Regions from separate parts of the Homo sapiens genome. Here regions 1 and 3 are each linked to region 2. The links are chromatin loops, found by intact Hi-C in ENCODE. Cell type or tissue: dorsolateral prefrontal cortex. All regions are shown on one strand. Each heading gives the region's core, and the rest is flanking DNA. Links, peaks and the distances in the headings are about the cores only. Region 1 overlaps GLDN (gliomedin). Region 2 overlaps CYP19A1 (cytochrome P450 family 19 subfamily A member 1). Region 3 overlaps GLDN (gliomedin).

What was found. A loop is a pair of places that touch in the nucleus more often than their neighbours do. Peaks named below come from ENCODE experiments on the same cell type or tissue, not always from the same donor. Only the 100,000 strongest peaks of a DNase experiment are listed, where the experiment ranks them.
Region 1: a loop joins it to region 2, with 3 times the contacts of the local background. A loop is called at or near these places in 56 of 110 quality-filtered maps.
Region 3: it touches region 2 in a loop (4-fold over the local background); 55 of 110 quality-filtered maps call a loop at or near these places.

The regions. Positions count from the first base shown.
Region 1 is chr15:51,378,075-51,384,993 of GRCh38, reverse strand. It overlaps GLDN (gliomedin), which reads right to left. Exons shown (of 10, transcript NM_181789.4): 3 at 1,541-1,558; 4 at 1,102-1,209. Among named protein-coding and RNA genes, the nearest start is that of GLDN, 40 kb to the right of the region's middle. In dorsolateral prefrontal cortex, for the core only: CTCF peaks have their summits at 2,004 (motif pointing right), 3,381 and 3,583 (motif pointing right); DNase peaks (open chromatin) are centred at 1,973 and 3,613; H3K4me3 peaks cover 1,659 bases; H3K27ac peaks cover 2,692 bases.
Region 2 is chr15:51,227,117-51,234,035 of GRCh38, reverse strand. It overlaps CYP19A1 (cytochrome P450 family 19 subfamily A member 1), which reads left to right. Exons shown (of 10, transcript NM_000103.4): 4 at 6,103-6,257. All of the region lies in intron 1 of MIR4713HG (MIR4713 host gene), which reads right to left. Among named protein-coding and RNA genes, the nearest start is that of MIR4713, 12 kb to the left of the region's middle. RefSeq lists enhancers at 5,270-5,564, 5,290-5,584. In dorsolateral prefrontal cortex, for the core only: a CTCF peak has its summit at 4,022 (motif pointing left); no DNase peak of the experiment used is centred there.
Region 3 is chr15:51,393,811-51,400,729 of GRCh38, reverse strand. It overlaps GLDN (gliomedin), which reads right to left. Exons shown (of 10, transcript NM_181789.4): 5 at 5,749-5,895; 6 at 3,132-3,260; 7 at 455-538; 8 at 232-357. Among named protein-coding and RNA genes, the nearest start is that of GLDN, 56 kb to the right of the region's middle. In dorsolateral prefrontal cortex, for the core only: no CTCF peak of the experiment used is centred there; no DNase peak of the experiment used is centred there; H3K27ac peaks cover 923 bases.

The DNA of each region.
Region 1 (6,919 bases), core at 709-5,708, 150 kb before region 2:
GCTCGACAATTTTTCCCTCTCCACTGGCCCTTACTTCAATTGCTAATGAGAATAAGAGTGGAGGTGACCAAAGGAGTAATTGCTGTCTGGAAGAATTTTCTACCATTTCTTCTCGTCCAGGGCCAGTCCAAGTGAGTTTGGGTAGCAGAGCCAAGAGGTTGAAAATAAGATGGTGCAGTGGAGTCTCCGGCTGAAAACAACCTCCCTCTGCCCTCAGCAGTGGCTTTGACGGGTGGCTGAGAGCCAGGCCTTCGTAGGAGCCTCCTGAGTAGTTTCTTACCCTCTGTCTTTGAGCTCCCACCACAGCATGTGCCAGCTTTCTTCAGGTGGATCTGCCCTGACCCCGGCTCCCCAGGACTGGTGCTCAGAGCCCTTCAGAATCTTCCCCTTTGTGCCCCAGCCTCCTGCCAGGCCCTGCACCAGCCCCTGATTCTTACTGCTCCCTGGGCACATCTCGTGCCTTGGTGCTTCTGGGCCTTTTCTCCAGTGGTGATGGCCTGCTCATAACAGGGCAAAGGAAGCTCCTCCGAGATGCCAGCCATATCTTCATAGTTATCCTGTAGCCCCTGAAGAGGAGACCCTTTGACCTGAGTGCCGGCCACAGGGAGGCCAGGATGCTGCCTTTCCACTCAAGCAGTTTGAGCTATTCCTCTAGCCAAGAAATGCCTTACCAGGGGCCAACATCAGTTCATTGATTTTCAACCAAACACAGATTCGCTGGGCAGGAGGAGGCAATAGAGGGCAAGGCAGGAGCTGAGCCTCGAAAGAGCATGCACCAGCACCAGCTGTCACACGGCCCACAGAATGCCCCTCCCAGGGCTGTGGGCTCCTGCTCCTTCCACCTCCCATCTGCAGCAGAAGGGTGCGAGTCAGTTCCCAGGAGACGGCTTCTCCAGTTTGAAATAAACATCTGTCAAGGTGGGACCAAGAAGTATACCCTTGGTATCCCGGAACGCAATGGCTTCTAGGTAAGAGTTAAACCGGCCTTAAACTGTGCAGAGATGAAACACCTTACCCCTGCTGCACACAGTTTTAGTCGACCCAAATGCAATCATGGAGATAAATAACAGGGAAATTAATTAGAAGAGTTGCCAAAAATACCCATTTTTCCTCTTTTTCCATTTGCTCCTTTTTCTCCTTTTGGGCCCTGAGGACCAGGCTGTCCATCCAATCCGTTGTGTCCTGGCAACCCGCCGGCTCCCGGAGGTCCTGCATCAAAACACAGAAACAGGGACATTAACCAAAAAAAAAAAAAAAATTATTCACTGAAGTTACTGTCATTTCCTTTACCAGTGAAACTGAGCAGGCATCAATTCCTTTTCCACATCCTTTCCCACTTCTTTCCTTCCTTCTCTGGCTGAAGCAGTGCCAAGTGGGGGGATGGTGATGGCAGAGCCTCAGGTGAGGGGCACAAAGAAGGAGACACACAGCCAGGACTGCCTCCAGGCTCTTGCCCTCCCCGCATCTGTCCCAACAGGGAGATCCTAGGGTCTGGCCACCCACAGCCTCCCCTTGAACTAGAAAATCCATGGGCTCTTACCTGGTGGTCCAGAAGGTCCTACAACGGAAAAAAAATTTAGTTGAGAAACCAGCACCGAACCCAGAAAACAAAGAGCACCCCCGACCTTCAAATCTCCTAATTATCTACTGACCCTAAGCAATGGATTTGACACCTTGTATTTAGAACTCGTTATATTTGGCCAAAAGACCCTTTAAAGCAATTCAACAAAGACCCATTTGCCAATCAAACCACTTTTGCTTGTTTCAATGAACCAAGATTAATTTCTGAGCTGTCCTCACTCTAGATTGATAAATTAGTCATCTCTCAAGCAGTCAACCTAATAAACGGAGGGCCAGTAACAATGCTGGTGGCCATGAGTGCAGCCCTAGCATGGGGGTTAGCAAATGATGGTGCTGTCATTGTGGGGCTGAGATTTGGCCGTCCCAGGAGTTCTCCAAGTGCTGTAATCTAGCTAGCTTGTCTCATCTGAGCCACTGGGGGGAGTCGGGAGTGAAAGCTGGCTGGCTAGATTTCTCTTTTGTTACATGAAATAGCCTGAGAAAAATTGAGAGCCCAGATCAGGTAACAAATACCTTCCTTAGCATGTAATTACTCAAGGATCTAAGGGGTTCACATGAATTTTGCTCCCACAAATAGGGGTGTCTTATTGTCGACTATTCTATTTGAGTACTCAGACAAGCTAATGAGGTTGTAACATGAGCACTTGAGTTCCTTTTGTTTCTTTTCTTTTCTTTTTTTTTTTTTTGGAGACAGAGTCTTGCTCTGTCACCCAGGCTGGAGTGCAGTGGCACCATCTCGGCTCACTGCAAGCTCCGCCTCCTGGGTTCATGCCATTCTCCTGCCTCAGCCTCCCGAGTAGCTGGGACTACAGGCACCCGCCACCACGCCCGGCTAATTTTTTTTTTTTTATGTATTTTTAGTAGAGACAGGGTTTCACTGTGTTAGCCAAGATAGCCTCGATCTCCTGAACTCGTGATCTGCCCGCCTCTTTAGACCACATATAATGATTACCAATATTGGAATGGTGAGGTCTTTCCATAAATCTAAGCCTGTGACCATTCACAAAACAAGCATTGCTAAGCAGTTATTATGTGCATCAAACTCCACCAAGAAATCTTGGTGCCTGTATCCTGTTGTGTTCACAGTCTACGTGGGAAAGATGGACTCTTTGAAACCATAATGCAGTATGAGAGAGCTACAGTGAAGTCTCCACTCCCATACCCCTGACAAGGGGTACTGGGGAAGTGTGGGCATGCAGTGGTCTGAGAAGGCATCTCAAGAAGATGATCCTGGAGCCACGACATTGAAGAAACGGGGCTTAAGATGGCAGCAGATGAGGTCTGGCATTCCATGAAGGGGCCACCAGGAGTAAAGGTACAGAGGTGGGGACTTATAAGATTCAGGGTGGGAGGAAGTTAGAGGACTGGCCAAGTGTGTAGAGATGAGGCTGAAGAAGGACCTGGGTATGGTGGGTGGCAGAAGCACTTGAATGTCAAACCAGGAGGTGTAGATGGTATCTGTGAGGCAGGAGGGAGCCATGGGAGGTTCTTAGGCAGGGGGATGATGCTGTGAAAGCAGTGTGGGTTTGATAGCCTCTTTGTCGTTGGTAGATGGATAGAACTAGGTGCAACAAGACGAGAGAGACAGTGACACAGAGACAGGAAGAGAGACATGGAGGATGGGCATTGCAGAAAAAAAAAAAACCCTAGGGGATCTTTGTAGCTGTCAACTCAGTGACAAGCTTGTGGATAAATGAGCTGACTGTAGAATTGTAGAGAAAGCTAGACATTCAAGAGGTATTTCAGCAGAATGAGCAAGAATCCACATCTGATTGGGTAGGAGGCAAAGGAGGAGGACATTCAGATAACAGGGGGCCTGCAATACAGATGGATAGAGGCTATTTTGACAGGCGTGGGGACTTTTGGGAGAAATAGGTGTTTGAGGATATGCTTTCAATACATAACAGTCCTACTCTGGGCAAAAATGGCTGGCTAAAATGGTACCACATTCTCTAGGGTCAGTACAGCCTGTGTCTCCATGACTTTACCACCAGATGGCGAACACGTACTGGGAAGGGGGTGAGGTGGCCAGTTAACAGAGGTCAGAGGAAATCAATTAATCATCGTTCGCGACGACAGAGGGAGCCAAATTCGGATATAGAGACTGGTGGAAAGAATAATTTGACTGTAAGACACAAGACTTGCCTGTACACAGTAGGTTTCAAAAGTTCTCACGACAGTCTGATAACCACGTCCATGCATCAGTACTGTTGGTGAGAGCTCCCGGCTGAAGCTGTATATTCAGGACACGTTAGCCGTGGCCAAGGCTCTCACTGTGGTGATTAGATTAGGGTGTCCTGCAAGAGTTCCACTGATGCCCTATGGATAGAGTTCCTCTCATATGAATCCACAGAATCGCCTGCAATGCCTAGTAAATGCAGATACCCAGGCCCCATCTGGGGTTCCTAATTCAGTTTGGATTTAGAGTGAGGCCCAATAATCTGCATTTTTATCCGAGCATCATAGATGACTGGAATGGAGGTGGTCATGGGCCCTCTGATGTGGTGTGAAAATTTTCTGGGAAAAGAATCAGTCACCATCAGCAGATCCTTAGAGGGGTTCTTGATCCTAAAAAGGTCCAGAGCTGCTAGTCTTAAGGCAAGAGTAAAAAGTCTAGGCTAGAATTGGGGATGGAAGAGCGGGAGGGCCACACCCCACCTGGGGAGAGGCAAGTGAGAGAAGAGGCACCAGGAAAGAGAGAGTTGTCAGAAGACACTTGGAGGAGGAAATCCAGCAGGTCTAATTCCCCGCAGCTAGATGAGGAGAGAATTTCAGAAGAGAAAGGAAGACAGCCCCAGAGAGCTCAGCAGTCCGGGCAGACATAAAATGTGCTGAGGCATAGGGAGTTATGGTGATGGCGGGATGTCCTCCGTCCTCTCAGAATGCCAGCCTGGCTCTCCAGGGGCCTGACATCTGGAAGAGCTCCCACATGTGTCAAATAATGTCAAATGCCATGATGTGTGCCAACTGGGTGTTTAGAAAACTGTTTCTCAGCTCCTGACCCTTCTCCCTTTCTTGAATAGCACATCCTCAAGGAATATGTGCAGACATCCATGATCATGCTAATAGTGCATGCAGGGCTGGTGTCCTGGGCCTACCACCCATGCAGGTGCATAGGGTTTCACCTCACAAGGGGGCTTCAGGTGTGGGCTTAATGCTCTGCAGTCGCCGTCTAGAAATTCCCAGTGATCTTGTCTTTGAATTTGTGTAAGTGAAGTCCAATGGGTCAATAAAGTATGCACAGGGGGCTTGGTGGGGTCCCAACTCCCACCACCTTCCTAGGAACTGCCACCTGCTCCCTTGCCCCATGATGTGTCCTCTGTACTCCTTGCCCCATCAGTAACTTCTGCCACCTTCCACTCTGGTAGGGGCTGGGGCACAAGTGCAGGAAAGGTGGGGCTGAGTGGTGCCCTGCGTGCCTGAGTCACAGGGAAGGATCCCTGGTGCCTGTGAGGGTCTGTACTTGCCCCATAAGTATTCTATGCTTCATGGAGTATGACATTAGGTAGCAGATAAAAACTCACACCAAAACAGGTCAAGACTGTGGAAGAAAGAAGAAAGCCTTTTTCCTGCTTCTTTTGGACAAGAAACCCTGCATTTTCATTTTGCACTGGGCCCTGCAAATTATGTAGCTCATGCTAACTGTACCCATCCCACACTCCTAACCAGAATCGATTAAAATTGGGTGGATGCTTGATAAGAGCTGAGCCACTTAGATATTTTTTCCCTTGAAATCTAAAATTGGCTCACAATGCCCCAGTTATGTAAACTTGAGGTCTGTGATGGCCATGAACACCAAAAACAAATCAGTCTGCAGAGAGAAGTGCCAGTTCCAGTCAATTAGTGCTGGCTTTCTGGAACAGCAGAAAAGAATGCTATGAGGCTGTGCTCAGCAGCATTGATCCGTGATTGATATTTGCCTAGGCATAGAATAAGAGACTAGAGACACGTATCATAACTGGATTAGGGTCACTTGGCTGCAAGGAGAATGTGTAGTGCTTCTGCCCCAATACGCAGTTCAGTAACATGATGATTTAGATATTTTCTAACAGATACACACGAAGAGGATGCAGTGAGTGAAGAATAACCCAATAACATGGCTTCTTCAAGATGCCTGCTCTCCCAGAAGATATGCTTCTGGGTCCCCAAGGAAATCTGGGCTCCAGAGTAAGATGCATTCAGAAAAGCATGTGTTGTTTGACAAACTCTGTACTAGCAGAATAACTAATTACTCTAGCTAGGGGATTACCCTCACGATCCAACTGAGATGTTAAAGGTTGCACAGAATCACATAGCATCTGTCCTGACTGCCGTAGCAGCAACAGCTGGGCAAGGAAGAGGAATGGGAGCCAGGTTACCTGGTCACAGCTGGACTAGCCTCAAGTTATGAGTGCCTGCTTTTTCAAAGATGAATCCAGTGGGAAGCTAAACCTTGTTCCCAGTCCCCAAGCCCAGGTTCTGCTCTGGCACATCTTCCTGCCAGGCATCCTCTTAGGGCTCGAGACCAATGCTCTGTGTCCACCCTCTGAAGCTACCCAGTTCATTCCTGGGTCCTGTCACTCACCTTGCTGCCCACTACCCTGCCCCCAATCCAGGCCTCGTGGTCTATCCCAAAGGATCCTCTCACTTTGCAACTTGTACTTTTCACATCTAATTTTAATTGAAGAACTTTCTGTGCAAAAGGAGGCCCAATTTCAAGCTGGCATGAAAGGAGAAGGTGCTGTCTTTTGAAAAGCACTTCAAAGTGCTAAAGAAAAACCTACTCAACCCACTTCCAGTGCAGACGTCGTTCCCCACTCTCTGCCAATCTCTCCTAAGTGGTCTCAATAGCTCCGTCCCATGCATTCACTGTACAGCCTGGCTCTCAGGTCTATATTAAAAAAATCAAAAAGGAAGAGGCTTTTCCTGTGCCTCTCAACAGGCTTTTGTGCCTGTAATTCCATCCATCCATTTCTCTAGCACTCATTACTGTCGCATGTAACTCTGAAAAAGGACTTCAAGAGATGGAAGAAAGATGCTTAAGCTACAAGAGTTTCAGAGTAAAGGACCAAGCTGTTCTGAAGATCTTTAATTTTCAGTGAGGGCCGGAATATGACTTGAGTTATTCAATTAGCATTTCCCAAGAAGTCACAGAATTATAGTTTTTCTCTCTGAGGCCAAAATAAGTGAAAGAGAGTCAGACTTGGATGTGGGGTTCCTGAGGGGAGTTTCTTTCTTACCATCTCACCTCCATTCACATACCCATATACTCACAGGTTTATTCACTCAGCAAACTCACATTGCACTCCTAATGCAAGGCAGGTAATGAGAGGGAGGTGGGGGAAATATTGGGGAAAAA
Region 2 (6,919 bases), core at 1,227-6,226:
AATTATGGTCCAACTTTTCCAACCAGCTTCGTCCCAAAGTAGTAGGGGCTGCAGAACTTCAGGGGAGAAGTCAGGCATGTGCGCTGCTGAGATGCCGCGTGTGCCACTGGGGGCGTGGAGGCACGGTCCATCTGGTGAGCTGTAGATGATGTGTGCACCGTTCCCCAGGCAGCTACCCAGGCAGCTGTACTCTAAATTAATGAAGGTCTGTAGGTGCTGCGTATGACACTATATGTCCATTATATGTCCCTAGATTAGTTTTTGTCATGAATACAAAAAAAATTTATGTATCACTCATAAAGGGAAATTAGCAATTAGCATGCTAATTTGGGTTATATTTGCATATCTGTTAGCAATTAACATACTAATTAGGGTTATATTTTTACATCTGTCTTAATAATGTGCAAATTTACACATCATTTACAGGGGCTTCCTTCATTTATTCTGTGAATATACATTTACTGAGAATTTATTATATACTAAGCACTGAATGATTCTAAGTTGTAATAGTCATTATTGGCTCTTCATCCATTAAATATTTCTTGAAAACTTACTATGTATAGCAGCAGGTATTGTTCTAAACTCTGGGAATACAGCAGTGGACAAACCAGCCAAAATTCCTTTACCTCATGGAGCAATATGTCGTCACTAGGTCAACAATAAACAAGTAAAATATATAGTGTATCAGTAGAGTGACCAATTGTTTCAGTTTGCCTGGGACCAGGGCCTTTCCCAGGATGTGGGACTTTCAGTGCTGAAACTGGCATAGTCCCGGGCAAACCAGGATAGTTGGTCACACTTATCAGGCAGATAGGTGTTACATAGAAAAAGAATAGGGAAGGAGGATGGGGGAGGACCAGTTGTAGAGACGCAGGTGTGATTGTAAACAGGTGGTTCAGGCAGCCCTCACTGAGAAGACAGCATTTAAATAAAGACCTAAAGGAAATGAGCAAGTAGCCCATGCAGAGACCTGGCGGGAAAGCATTCTAGACAGAAGGAACAGCAAGTGCCAATATTCTAAGGCAAGAACCTGAGTGGAAGAATACAGGAGATGAGAGAAGCAATAGGGTACCAAATCACGTCAGGCCTTGCAGGCCATTGTAACAATTCCGGCTTTTACCCCCTGCAAGAAAGGAAGCCACTGAAGAATTTGAGAGAGGACTGACACATATGACTCATTTATGTTTCAGCAGAATCATTCTGGCTGCTCTGTTGAGAATAGGTGCAAGAGGACAAGGGATGGGGACAGACAGACCAGTTAGGCAAGAGGTGATGGTGGCTGGTCCAGGTGGTAGCAGTAGAGATGATAAGAGATGAGGGAAAATTCTGGACATATTTTGAAGGCAAAGCCAACAGACTTGCTGACAGATTGGATGTAGGGTGTGAGAGAAAAAAAAAGAGTCAAAGTGCTGTCCAGTTTTGCATTGAATGGGGACATCGTGTCCTGAGATAGGTGGAGCAAGTTTGGGAAGGGGAGAGATTAGGGTTCCATTCCAGACATGTTAGATTTGACATGCCCAGTTGACATCTGAGTGGGATGATTGAGTAGAGAGAACTGAACCTTGAGACCCTCTAGTGTAAATAGGTCAGAAACTAGCAACAGAGACTGAGAAGAGCAGCTAGACCGAGAAGAGAAAACCAGGAAAGTGTAATGTCTGAAAACCAGGTGAAAAATCCATATCAGGGAGTAGAAAATTGTGAACCATGTCAAATACCACTGATGGGGCAAGGGAATGCATGGAGATTTCAGTACTGCATTTAGCAACAGGGAGGTCACAGGTGACCTTGACAAGAGCAGTTTCAATGGACTAGTGGGGGCAAAAGTCTGACCAGAGAAGAGAATCGGGGGAGAAGAATCAGAGGCAGCAAGTGTAGACAAGTCTTCCAAGGAGTTTGCCATAAAGAAGGCAGGAAATGGGCCAGTAGATGAGTGAGATGTGTGGGCAAAGGAATTTTGATTTTTAAAATAGGAGAAATTACAGCATGTGAGTTGTAGGGGGACTGGTCAGTTATGGAGGAAAATCAAATGATTGTTGATGGAAGAGAAAGAGTGTGCTAGGTGAGATGTGAAGAGGTCCCTGGGGACAAGTGGATGGGTTGGCCTTGAATAGGGACATGGAATTTCCATAGTAATAGGAGGGAAGGTGGAATATATGGGCACAGGTCCGGGTCGTTGGGGATTGTGGAGATTCTCTTGTAGTTGCTTCCACTTTCTTGGGAAAATTGGAAATAAAGTCTTCAGCTGGGGCTGAGTAGGGAGAATATAATAGTCATCTAGAAGAGTGAGAGAGTGAATGGGCTGGGGACATGCAGTAGCATTGCCAGCGACACTAAGGGCCCACTTGAATTTAACCGAGACCTGACAGCAGGCACGTGTGCGCTAACGTACACACATGCGCACACATGTGTGCGCATGTGTGGTTTTTCTTTTTTTCCCAGCCCACTTCAACTGCCAGGTGCAAGCACAGAATAAGCTAAGAGTTGGATTTAGCTAGAGTGTGGTCTTATCAGACAACCATGACAAAGTAAGAAGAGGGTCAAGGGAGTTGAGGATTCAGGGAAGGGTATTTTAATTTTAATGATTGACAGTAATTTTTTCCCAACTTTCTGTTAAGAAAATTGTCAAATGAGTAGGAAAATTGAAAGAGCCGTCCCCCTGCCACACTTTTCCCCCTGTGACATTGACATTTTGAAGAGACCAGGTCAGCTATAACATATCCCACATTCTGAATTTCTCTCACTGTTTCATCAGGGTGTCATTTACTATATTCATCTATTCTCTGTATTTCTTATAAACTGAAAATTGGGTCTAAAGGCTCAATTAGATTAAGGTTGCACATTTTTGCAATAACACTTCAGTAGTACTAGGAACTTCATATCACATCACATCAGAAGATGAGTAACAGGTTGTCCCACTAGCACTGATGTTAAATTTGATCACTGGTTAGGTGGTTACAGTGAGATTCCTCTGTTATAAAGATTGTTTATCTCTTGTAGTCACCTAGAATTTAAGCTGGGTAAGTGAGGATATTAGAGAAGTGAAGGACAGTGAAAAGGTGATAGGATTGATGGAACAGATCTACATGAGGCAAGTGTTTTTAAATGTTTGTTACCAGCCGGGTGCAGTGGCTCACACCTGTAATGCCAGCACTTTGGGAGGTGAAAGTGGGTGTATTACTTGAAGTCAAGAGTTTGAGACCAGCCTGGCCAACATGGTGAAACCCTGTCTCTACTAAAAATGCACAAAAAATTAGCCGGGTGTGGTGGCGGGTGCCTGTAATCCCAGCTACTCAGGGGGCTGTGGCACGAGAATTGCTTGAACCTGGGAGGTGGAGTTTGCAATTAGCTGAGATTGCGCCACTGCACTCCAGCCTGGGCGATAGAGTGAGACTCTGTCTCAAAAAAAAAAAAAAAAAAAGAAGGCACCAATTAGTCCATTAATTGCCTCCTCATCACTGTTGAATCTGCCCACAAGTGTGTGAATTGTTTAATCCCAGAACTCAGGTGGCTTTCTTCTCATCACCTAAGAGCTTACTCCCTGACTACTTTTCATTTTGAACAGACAATAGGTTTGCCATCTTTGGAGATGTCTTTTATCTTCAATCATGCTTAATGAGGGATAATAACCCTAGTGATCAGACACCCAACGCTGTGCACTGTCCCTGCTGAGGCTGGGGACTCAGCTGGACTCTCCTCAGTGCTAAGAAATCCTCACTCTCCCAAATAATCAGTATAACACTTGCCTCTGGCAGTATTGCAGGCTGGCCCACAAGCCAGAGCCAGGCCTGTCTTGACTGCCAGGAGGAGCTCTGGGCTGGGGTCCTTAGTTCATCACTGACCTTCTCTTCACTTTTCTGATTTACTCTGGTTAGATAAATCCAGCCTACTTTTAGTAAGTGACCTTGTTTTAAATTGCTCATCTGTGGCCAGTCACACATCCCTTGCTTTATCACATCGGCCTGATTAGCTTTGTCCCTAACAAGCCTGAGCTTTGGATTCAAAATAGCTGAGAAGTTGGTGCCCCCTAAAGGACACAAGAATTTTAAAGGTTGGCTCTTTATTACTAATAACTAGCAAATATTTCGTTGGGTTTGTTTTATGTTTGGAGTTTCTTACTCTCTTTTTAAAACTGATTAGCAAGTTCTTAAATGAAATGGACAGGCCAATATGATTAATGCAGTATGCAAAAGCCCCAGGGTCAGAGCAGAAAAATAGTGTTTGTCCTTTAAGTGCTTAAAATTTTTAAATATTAGTTTGTGAATAAAGAATATATAAATTACTTAATTTCTGCTTTAATTATAGAATGATGGAGGGGAAGGTAAGTAAAGCTAGAGTTTTCAAATATTTTAATTAGTAAGAATTTCATTCCTTCCTATAGCATAATTTTTCTATATATGACAAAATTTGAAACGTCAGACAAATTCCCCAGAATACAAATGGAAGCATCTGGATTTTTATTTATTTATTTATTTATTTTTGCTAGGGAGAGGCAAACATGTCCAAAACTTAGGATTATTTGATGAATATTATCTGGAATCAGATCAAGAGAATATTTAATAGTGTTTTTATTTGAAAATAGGTGGTTTTTCCTGAAATAAATATTAATAAGTTATTTATACAATAACTCTGCTTTTTTTTTTTTTTTTGAGATAGGATCTTGCTCTGTCACCTAGGTTGGAGTGCAATGGCTTGATCATGGCTCACTGCAGCCTCAACCTCCAGGGCTCGAGCTATCCTACTGCCTCAGCCCACCAAGTAGTTGGGACTACAGGCACACACTACCACACCTTATATATTATATATTATTATACAATAATAATCCTGTTCTAATTTCTTGACACTACCATTATTTCAGGGGCTTACTTTTAAAGCTTAAATAGGACTATGGAACACATCGCAGATGTGAGAGCTGGATTAATACTTAGCCCACAACCTAATACATTGAACCAGAGCAGCGCTTTTTTGGTCTAGAGTCCTCTGGGAATGTATTTCAACAGGCATTAACTGAACAACCTCATTAAGGCAAAAGTATCCTTTTAGGAGCCAAGTGTCAACTAGGAGATGGAGGAGCAAGTCTCTCCAACCTGAGAACCAATTGCAGATATTATAGTAACCACTTGCAATCTTTGAGGGTTATTTGTTCTGAAAACCTCCATAGTGGGAGAATTTGCAGCTGTGAAACAAAATTTCAGGAGACCAGAGGAGAGGGAGGACCAAAGTTGCAATTAATACATGAAATTTTGTATAAATATTAAGTTCACCAAGAAAGTAACAACAACATCTAAAATCAAGATAATACCAATGACATCTAATGCATCTTGAATTTGCATAATTGAGCATCATGCAAATTGCCCTGTCTCATGACTCATCACATCCTGTGTCGTGGGAGAACTCTGTGACCCTGGAGACTTTGATGAGTCATGATGGAAGGCAGAGCCCCAAAATAGCTTCCTTTACTACCACAGTGAACTTTGCATGCCAGTCCAGCCAGGCGCTGGCCAAGCTCAGGGCTAGAAGAAGTGCCCAAGGAGATATTTTTCAAGCCCTGACTGATACTCCACTGGAGGGGGCAGGCCTGATTAGAGACTGGAGTTGGGTGGTACTAGGCAAAACTGCTGGTTCCAAAATAGGAAAACAAGACTTTAGTAATTCCACAAACTTCTGATTCTGTGGCTCACTCTTGTAGTGGGTGGCACTTTGTGGAGTGAGGCTGGATGATACCTGGGAGGCTGGAGGTTCTTCTGGCTCTGGTGGTATGGAGGGTTCAGCTTCTTAGCAGCCTTGCAGCTCTGACTCCAGTAGTGGGTAGTATTTTGGTGAGGTTAGAGAAGAAAGAGAAGTAAGGAATGGTATATGGGTGTGTGTGTGTGTTTTCTATCTTTGGTGATGTTGAAACAGGGAGTCAGTAGGTAGAAATGATTCAACTGGAGAAGGATGTCCTCATGCTAACAGAAGTGCTTATTCAACCCGAATACTAGAAATCATGCACATTGCATTTGGAGCAACATGCATTTGCTAAGAGAGCTACCTCCTAGTCAAAATGTACCACCAGGAGTTCTCCTGACCCTTAAAAATTGACACCAAAGTTTCCTGTCTTTTCAGGTCCTCAAGTATGTTCCACATAATGAAGCACAATCATTACAGCTCTCGATTCGGCAGCAAACTTGGGCTGCAGTGCATCGGTATGCATGAGAAAGGCATCATATTTAACAACAATCCAGAGCTCTGGAAAACAACTCGACCCTTCTTTATGAAAGGTAAGCAGGTACTTAGTTAGCTACAATCTTTTTTGTCTATGAATGTGCCTTTTTTGAAATCATATTTTTAAAATATTTTATTTATTTATTTATTTATTTATTTATTGAGACAGGCTCTGACTCTATCACCCAGGCAGGAGTGACCTTGGCTCACGACCTTGGCTCACTGTAACCTCCGCCTCCCAGGCTCAGGCGATTCTCCCACCTCAGCCTCGCGAGTAGCTGGGACTACAGATGTGCACCACCATGCCTGGCTAATTTTTGTATTTTTTGTAGCGATGGGGTTTCGCCATATTTGAGACCAGGCTGGGCTCAAACTCACGGAGTCAAACGATTGACCTGCCTCGGCCTCCCAAAGTGCTGGGATTACAGGCATGAGCTATCATTCCTAGTCTGAAATCATATTTTGAATTCTACTGCAATAAAGGAGGAAGAGCTAACATTCATTATGCCTTTACTCTGTTGTAGCCATTGTTCTAAACACTTGAATGGCAGCCCCATGTGGTAAATGTTGTTATCTCCTACAATTCACAGAAAATGAGGTTAAGTAACTTGCCCAAGGTCCAAACATTAGTAAATGATAGCCCGGAATATAGCCCTGAAGCCTATATTTCTTAATCACCACAAATTCTTTTCTTCTTATTGATGTGCAAAGCAATTTT
Region 3 (6,919 bases), core at 1,270-6,269, 170 kb before region 2:
CTGGGTTACCCTCCTCATGCCCCTGTGACCTGAACTTCAAGGCTTGCCACCAGCATGTTCAAAGGAAGAAAGTTTTCTGCCCACTTATTGGTCTTTCTAAAATAAAGAGACATTTATTACACCAGCTACCGGGGATTTCAGACACACACAAATGGAATACGCCCAAAGGTAGGCAACAGATGAAAAATACAGTTACCACACAGATATGGGTCATAGGCCGAGTGCAAGTACCTGAAAAATGCTCTGTCACCCAAATCCGGTCATCACTCTTGTTAGCAGACTCTCTTATCCAAGTCCCAAATGTCTCTGTCACTTTCAGTACTTGCACTGGGTTTCCAATGGAAGTGATCATGGATTCTGCCAAAAGAAGAGAAAAGAAAGTCACTTGCCTGCCAATTATGACTTGAAGGTATTCAATTTCTGAATTTCAAGACAGGACGCTTTGTTTCTATACCTGCTTGTGGGGAATGGTGTTCACTGGCTTTCTCATCAGCTTTTCCAACCAAGGTATCATCATTTGGTATGGCACAAGTCTCACCTAAAATGACAACAATAATCATCAGAGCCGATACGGTTGGCACAGTGAGATTTGTTGGACTTTATAGCTGCTGCTCTTCCCCACCTCATTCCAGACTCTAGTCTCATAAACATCCCTTGCAATAGATCACCAGATTCCTTGGTTGCTTGCTTTCAAGCAACTCCAAATCATAGCCTTCCAAATTCTTCGCCCTGCTTGTTGAGTTCCCAGGAAGCTTTTCAGGAGTACAGTTGCTAAGATAATACAATCCCAAAAGGACGTCAGTAAAAGCAACAAAGTGGCCTGAGCCAGCCTGTTCAAGGCCTCAGCAATTTGGGGAAATGAGAGGCTTGCTGATGCCTTCCTGGCCTGTCTGGCAGGTGGCATCACTATCATGATTGCATTGTTCTGGAAGGATTTTCATTTTCAGGGAAGCTGGTGGAAGCTGTGAAGTAGCAGCCCCAGAGAATGGGGTGGTCCACTTTATGCAGCATCTTCCTGGGAGAGACATCAGGCAGGGAAACACCGATTTAGAGGAAGAAGTAATCTAGATTCCATCCAGCCTAGAGACATGGGAGTCCCCTCATGACCATTTCCCCACTGTCTCTGTCTAAGAGCCTAGAGAAACACAGGTCCTTGACAGGGGCCTGGTTCAATTTGGCTTGGGGCTACAGCTGAGCTGTGACTCATCCTCCTCAGGTTATCAGTGTCCCCCTTAATGAATGGGCTGAATTTAGACCTTTGGTGAAGAGGTGCCTTAGGGCAGCAGAAGCAAACCTGAGGGAGAGGAGGGAGGAGGATGAATGTGGCCAGGATGAAGAGGACAGGACATGGACTGAACCTCAGGCCCACTCAAATCCTGAGGGGTTCAAATCACCTTGTGGTTGCTTGATGGAAATCTTGAGGGTAATCTGAAGGGCTCCTTTATCAGTAAAATAAGGGAGCCCGACCCTCCATGATCTCTAAGCTTCCTTCTAGCTGGATAAGCCTGTGTTTCCCTGAAGTCCTTCTGTCACCTGATGAGAGTGGTGTCGGGGATCTGTTACAACTTCCCATGGGCAACCCTGCTGCCCCCGGAGTTTCAACTGGGGTTTCCACTTAGGGAACTACAGGGTATTAAAGATGTGGAGTTGGAGCAGGAGAGAGGGCCAAGTTCAGATGCAAATGCTTGGCAACCAAAGACTCCTTTCTAGGAGGCAGAATGGAAGATAATGCCTTTCATTTAAAGCCATTTTCCCTGCTCTGCATCCAGCCCCTGCCGATCCAGCCCCCTGGTAGATTAGGCTAAGCCCAGGAGACTGCTTCTCCAGACAAGGGCCGTCACTGGCTGGCAGAGCCTGTGGCAAATTAGAATTCTGCAAAAGCTCGGGTCAGAGCCCCCTTCTCTCAGGGGAGGTCTCGCTCAGTTCATTCTTCAAGGGAAGCTGAGCAAAGGGCCGATGCTAATGGCTGGGGAGGCACTGCACGGCAGCCCAGCAGAGGAGCAGCTGTGCCGTGGTCTCACATTGCAGAATTATAATCAGGCTCCACTGAGTTGGGGAGGGGGATGGTGCCATCTTCGAAAGCACAGATTCGCCCATTTTGACAGCTGACCGTGCGCCCCCAAACGTCTTCCAGAAAGAACAGTGCACCAAACAGAACTCAAGACTGTTTAGGAAAATGACAGCAATGGCCACAGCAAGGCTGAGAAATTCCAGTGAGGATCCTCCTTATGAGTGCCATTGAGGAGATGGCCGCAAGTGGCCCTCCTCATAGTTTCAGTTAGATGACGGATCCTAGGTCACCCCTTTGGGAGAGAAGTCCTAGCATCACCCTAGAAGTATTTTCCATTAATAAAATCCTTGATTTCCAGTTAGCTTTCAACCCTGTGGCCACTGTGCCACAAATTGGCTAAAGAACAAGTCCACCAGAGGTCAAGTATTCCTTGCTCTTGGTTGGCTTGACCTTGGGTCAGGTCTCAAAGTGTGAATTTCTATCTAAATGGAAGATGCCCTGAGAGCTGGGACTTTACAGTTAGGCAGAGCTGGGTTTGAATCGTAGCTCCGCCACTTACTCCTGGAGGGACCTTGGGCAAGTTCCTTAGCTCTTTGGGGTATCAGTTTTATTAGCTGTAAGTTGGACACAATAATGATTTCAATATCATAGGATTGTTGTGAGAATTAAATAAGCACATAGCCCTGTGCCTGGCTTAATGTAGCACTGTTGTTACTATTCGTGAGGACCTAACCAATCCAAACTTCCCCTTCATCTCCTGAGCATCATTCAAGCTTCTCACTTCTCAAGAGTGCAAAAAGTTAGCAGCTTAGCTTTCCATACTGTTTCAGGGGGGAGGGATGGCGGACAGAGCAAGGAGGAGGACTGGTCTGCTGGTAAATGAAGGAAGCAGAAGGAGGGAAGGGGAGTGGGAGGCCTAATTCTAAAACTGTCCCTGGTCCTCAGCCCTGGGGCAGACTACAAAGAACTCCTGTGAGAAGTTTGCAAGAAGGGAACTTTCATTTTGGACAAAACCCTCCTCCCTCTATTAAAACAAATCTGGTCACAGAGCCTGGGGAGCAGACCAAGAGTTTGGAATAATTGACAGAAGAGGTGGGCCCCGTAGGGGAGAGGTGGTGACCTGGGCACTGGCCGTTGAACATGCTTGGCTGCCGAGGGCCTTTGGCTCTTCTGCTTCCAGGGGGCCCTGGAGGACCTGGAGGGCCTGGGGGCCCAGGTGGACCGGGTGGGCCTTGGTCACCTTTGGCACCTGGAGAGAGAGAGAGAGAAAGGGAGAGAAGGAGGCAAGAGGTAGAAGGGGGAAGGGGAGAGAGGGACAGAGAAGGGGAGAGAAGAAGAGAGAAAGGAGAGAGGGAAGGAAAGGGGAGGGAGGGAGGGAGGGAGGAACAGAGAAAGGGAGGGAGGAAGAGAAGAAGGGAGAGAGGGTGGGAAGAAGGGAAGAGAGTAGTCAGCTAAGGTCTCTTTAGCTGCCTCCTCACAGCCAGACCTTTTCATTCTCTCTACAAGTGGACAAGTGGGGCCACAGAAGCTGGAGGCAGCTCTCTGTCCACCAGGAAGGGGCAGAGATCTGCAGGCAGAGCAGATGTGGCCCAACCTCCTACGCCCTCTCCACTCTCCTCCAGGGGACACCCTCTGCTCTGACCTGGTCTTTTCAATTGGGGTTCATAAGGGATGGTGCTTTTCTGAAGGGTTTGTCATCACCCCTCACTTGGTCAGCAGCATGGAGGAACATGGTACTCTGGATGTGTAGATTTCCTACGTAACAGAAGTGTAATAAAATTTTATATTTTTCAAACACATTTATGTATATTACCCTGTCAAAACACGTCTTAAATTATACATGTTTTGCATAGCAACATCTGCTGTTAATGAAACAAAATGTACTAAACCCAGTTCAATCTTTCCTTGATACGTGGGTCGAAGCACAGTGCCTGGTAAACAATAGGCACTCAATCAAGTCTGAATGGATGGATAGACGGTTGGATGGGCAACTGATTCAGGGTCATTATTCTGAACATTTAGCATCATCCTAGCTTCCTGAGGACAGATAAGTCTTCCTCATTTCCAGCTACTAGCAAAGTCTCTGATTCAGAAATGGTGTTCTCTGGTATTTGCTAAATCTTTACTGACTATATAGTTATGTTCACATGTTATATTTTTATCATATAGGTGATCTCCAAAGTACTGTGCTTTAAAAATTCTTCTGCCTCCTGCTCCTCCATGAGAGTCAGCTGTCACCTGCTCTTTCCTCTGTGCTATTGTCTTTGTGGCTTTCTGCCCCTTACCCTCTTCTCCCACAAATACCAACTGTCTGCTTTTCCCCTGAGCTGGAAAAGCAGCCACTGTATTTGTAGGGGAAATGCCCCTGATGGCAATAACTGAAGTGTATCCTTAGAATGATCCTGGATGGCAGATGCATCTGAATGTCTGCTCAGAGCTAGGGAATCTGGGAGTTGCCAACCCAGAGCTTTGTTCTTTGTTTTGAGGAACATCTGCGCCCCTGGCCCATCCCACGGAACAGGGGCCGTGCAGGCAATTAGGGCCCTGAGTTTTGGGTTAAGTTAAGGTTGCCAGGTGGAGGTGGTTAAGGGGAGGGGGCTGATGTGGTGTGGATATCCCACCCAAATCTCATGTTGAATTGTAATCCCCAGTGTTGGAGGTGGGGTCTGTGGGAGGTGTTTGGATCATGGAGGCAGAGCCCTCATGAATGGCTTGGGTCATCTCCTTGGTAATAAGTGAGTTATTGCGAGATTCGGTCATTTAAAAGTGTGTGGCACTTCACACCCCACTCTTGCTCTCTCTCTCTCACTCCTACTCTCGCCATGTGATGTACCTGCTCCCCCTTCACCTTCTGCCATGATTACAAGTTTCCTGAGGCCTCTCCAGAAGCTGAGCAGATGCCAGCATCATGCCTCTTGTACAGCCTACAGAACTATAAGCCAATTAAACCTTTTTTTAAATATATAAATTACCCAGTCTCAGGTAATTTATAGTAATGTGAGAACAGACTAGTACAGGTGTTAAGCGAAAATGCCAGGTAAATTGCATGCTGTTTGCAAGTGGCTGCTCAGTCCACCGCCCCTGGGCTGCACGTAAGAGAGTTAGCTCATCTAGCCCAAGGCCCCTGGGCTGTTTTTGTCCTAAAGTGGTTCTCCTGTCCAGCCTGCCACCACTGGACTCTCTCCTCTCTATGAAGCCCCCAGTAAAGCCCCATGTCACATTTGCTGGCCCTGGGTCTCTTCTTTGGCTCTTGAATCTGTTGCCATCCCTACTGAGGTCGACCAGGGCTTGGCACAACAATATTTTGCCCCAATTCTAAGAAAAAAGGCCATTAGGATCAGGGTCTGAGGATGGCTCAACCTCATCAGTGAAGCAAACGCTTGTGCTTCCTGTCAGTTGTCCTCTGAGGTGTCGTAAGTTGCCTGCTTACTTGTCTTATTCTGGATTGTGCTGGATTTCAATATATCTTGGAAAAGAAATATTGAAATTGGGTCATGGCTTTTAGACCCAATTACCTGAACCACTTATACTTAGATCCCAGATCTGGTCTTGCCACATGGAGTAACATGCTCATGTTTCTCCTCTTTGAAAGCATAGAACTCCAAAACATGCTGCAAAACAGATGGCCACATAAGGCCATAAAGGAGAGAAGACACAGGAGCAGCCCTGGTGTTGGAAGCCAGGCAGTTCTCTGGGCGCACAAGCCCTCAAAGAGAGCCACAGCGTACCCCTCTTACCTGCCAGGAGCACGTCGTTGGACACATCTCCTTTGTCACCCTTTTCTCCCTTCTGCCCTGGTGGGCCCTCATTTCCCTGCAGGCCCAGTTCACCATGGTCTCCCTTTTCTCCCCTTTCCCCTGGATTTCCTGCAGCTCCAGGTATCCCTGACCAAAAAAACAAAAGACATATTAGCCTATGGTGCAAAAAGTTCTGGCACACCACTTTATATTACTGTGCTTTGTGCTTTCCAGGGAAGCAGTTTTATATACCAAACACACAGCATTTCATAACCATTTTAGAGCAGCAGTGTGACCATACGTTCATTAAAGAACAGCATTTCCAGGTGGCTCTGCTGGATTATTTATTTATTTATTTATTTATTTATTGAGATGGACTCTGGCTCTGTCACCCAGGCTGGTGTGCAGTAGCGCGATCTCGGCTCACTGCAACCTCTGCCTCCCTGGTTCAAGCAATTCTCCTGCCTCAGCCTCCGGAGTAGCTGGGATTATAGGCGTGAGCCACCACACCCATCTAATTTTTGTATTTTAAATAGAGACAGGGTTTTGCCATGTTGACCAGACTGGTCTTGAACTCCTGACCTCAGGTGATCCGCCTGCCTCGGCCTCCCAAAGTGCTGGAATTACAGGTGTGAGCCACTGCTCCCGGCCTGCTGGATTATTTTTAGAGAAATTTGGCTGAGCCAACAGGTTGGAGAGAGGAGTGAACCACAAGAGGGGGCGATGGCAGCAACAGTGGAAAGAAGGTAAGGAAGGCCTAATGAGAAGTCTGCAACCATGATGCTCAGAGGTGTGTGTCTGCTGCCATAATAGTGAGTGTTAAATACATTATTTAGTTTATTCCTCACAACATATTGGAGTGGTAGGCTAGGCAGTCATCCTTACTCTCATTTTATAGATATTGAAACTAAGGCCTACAGTGGTTATAACAGATGCTGCCAAGTCAGAGAGCAAAGCACCTCTGATTCCATCTCCAATGCCCTTTTCTGTGACATTCCAATGCAAAATACTTTCAATCACAATAGCAAAACAGGTAAAGTTGCTTTAAGACAACCATTAATAGGGATGGTGAACAAAAGGTAGTGGGTGAAATTTCTGCCTCTGTTCACAGGGAGCTGTGACTACAGAAATTGCTGTCCTCCGCACATTGCTAGAAACCAGTCAAGGTCTA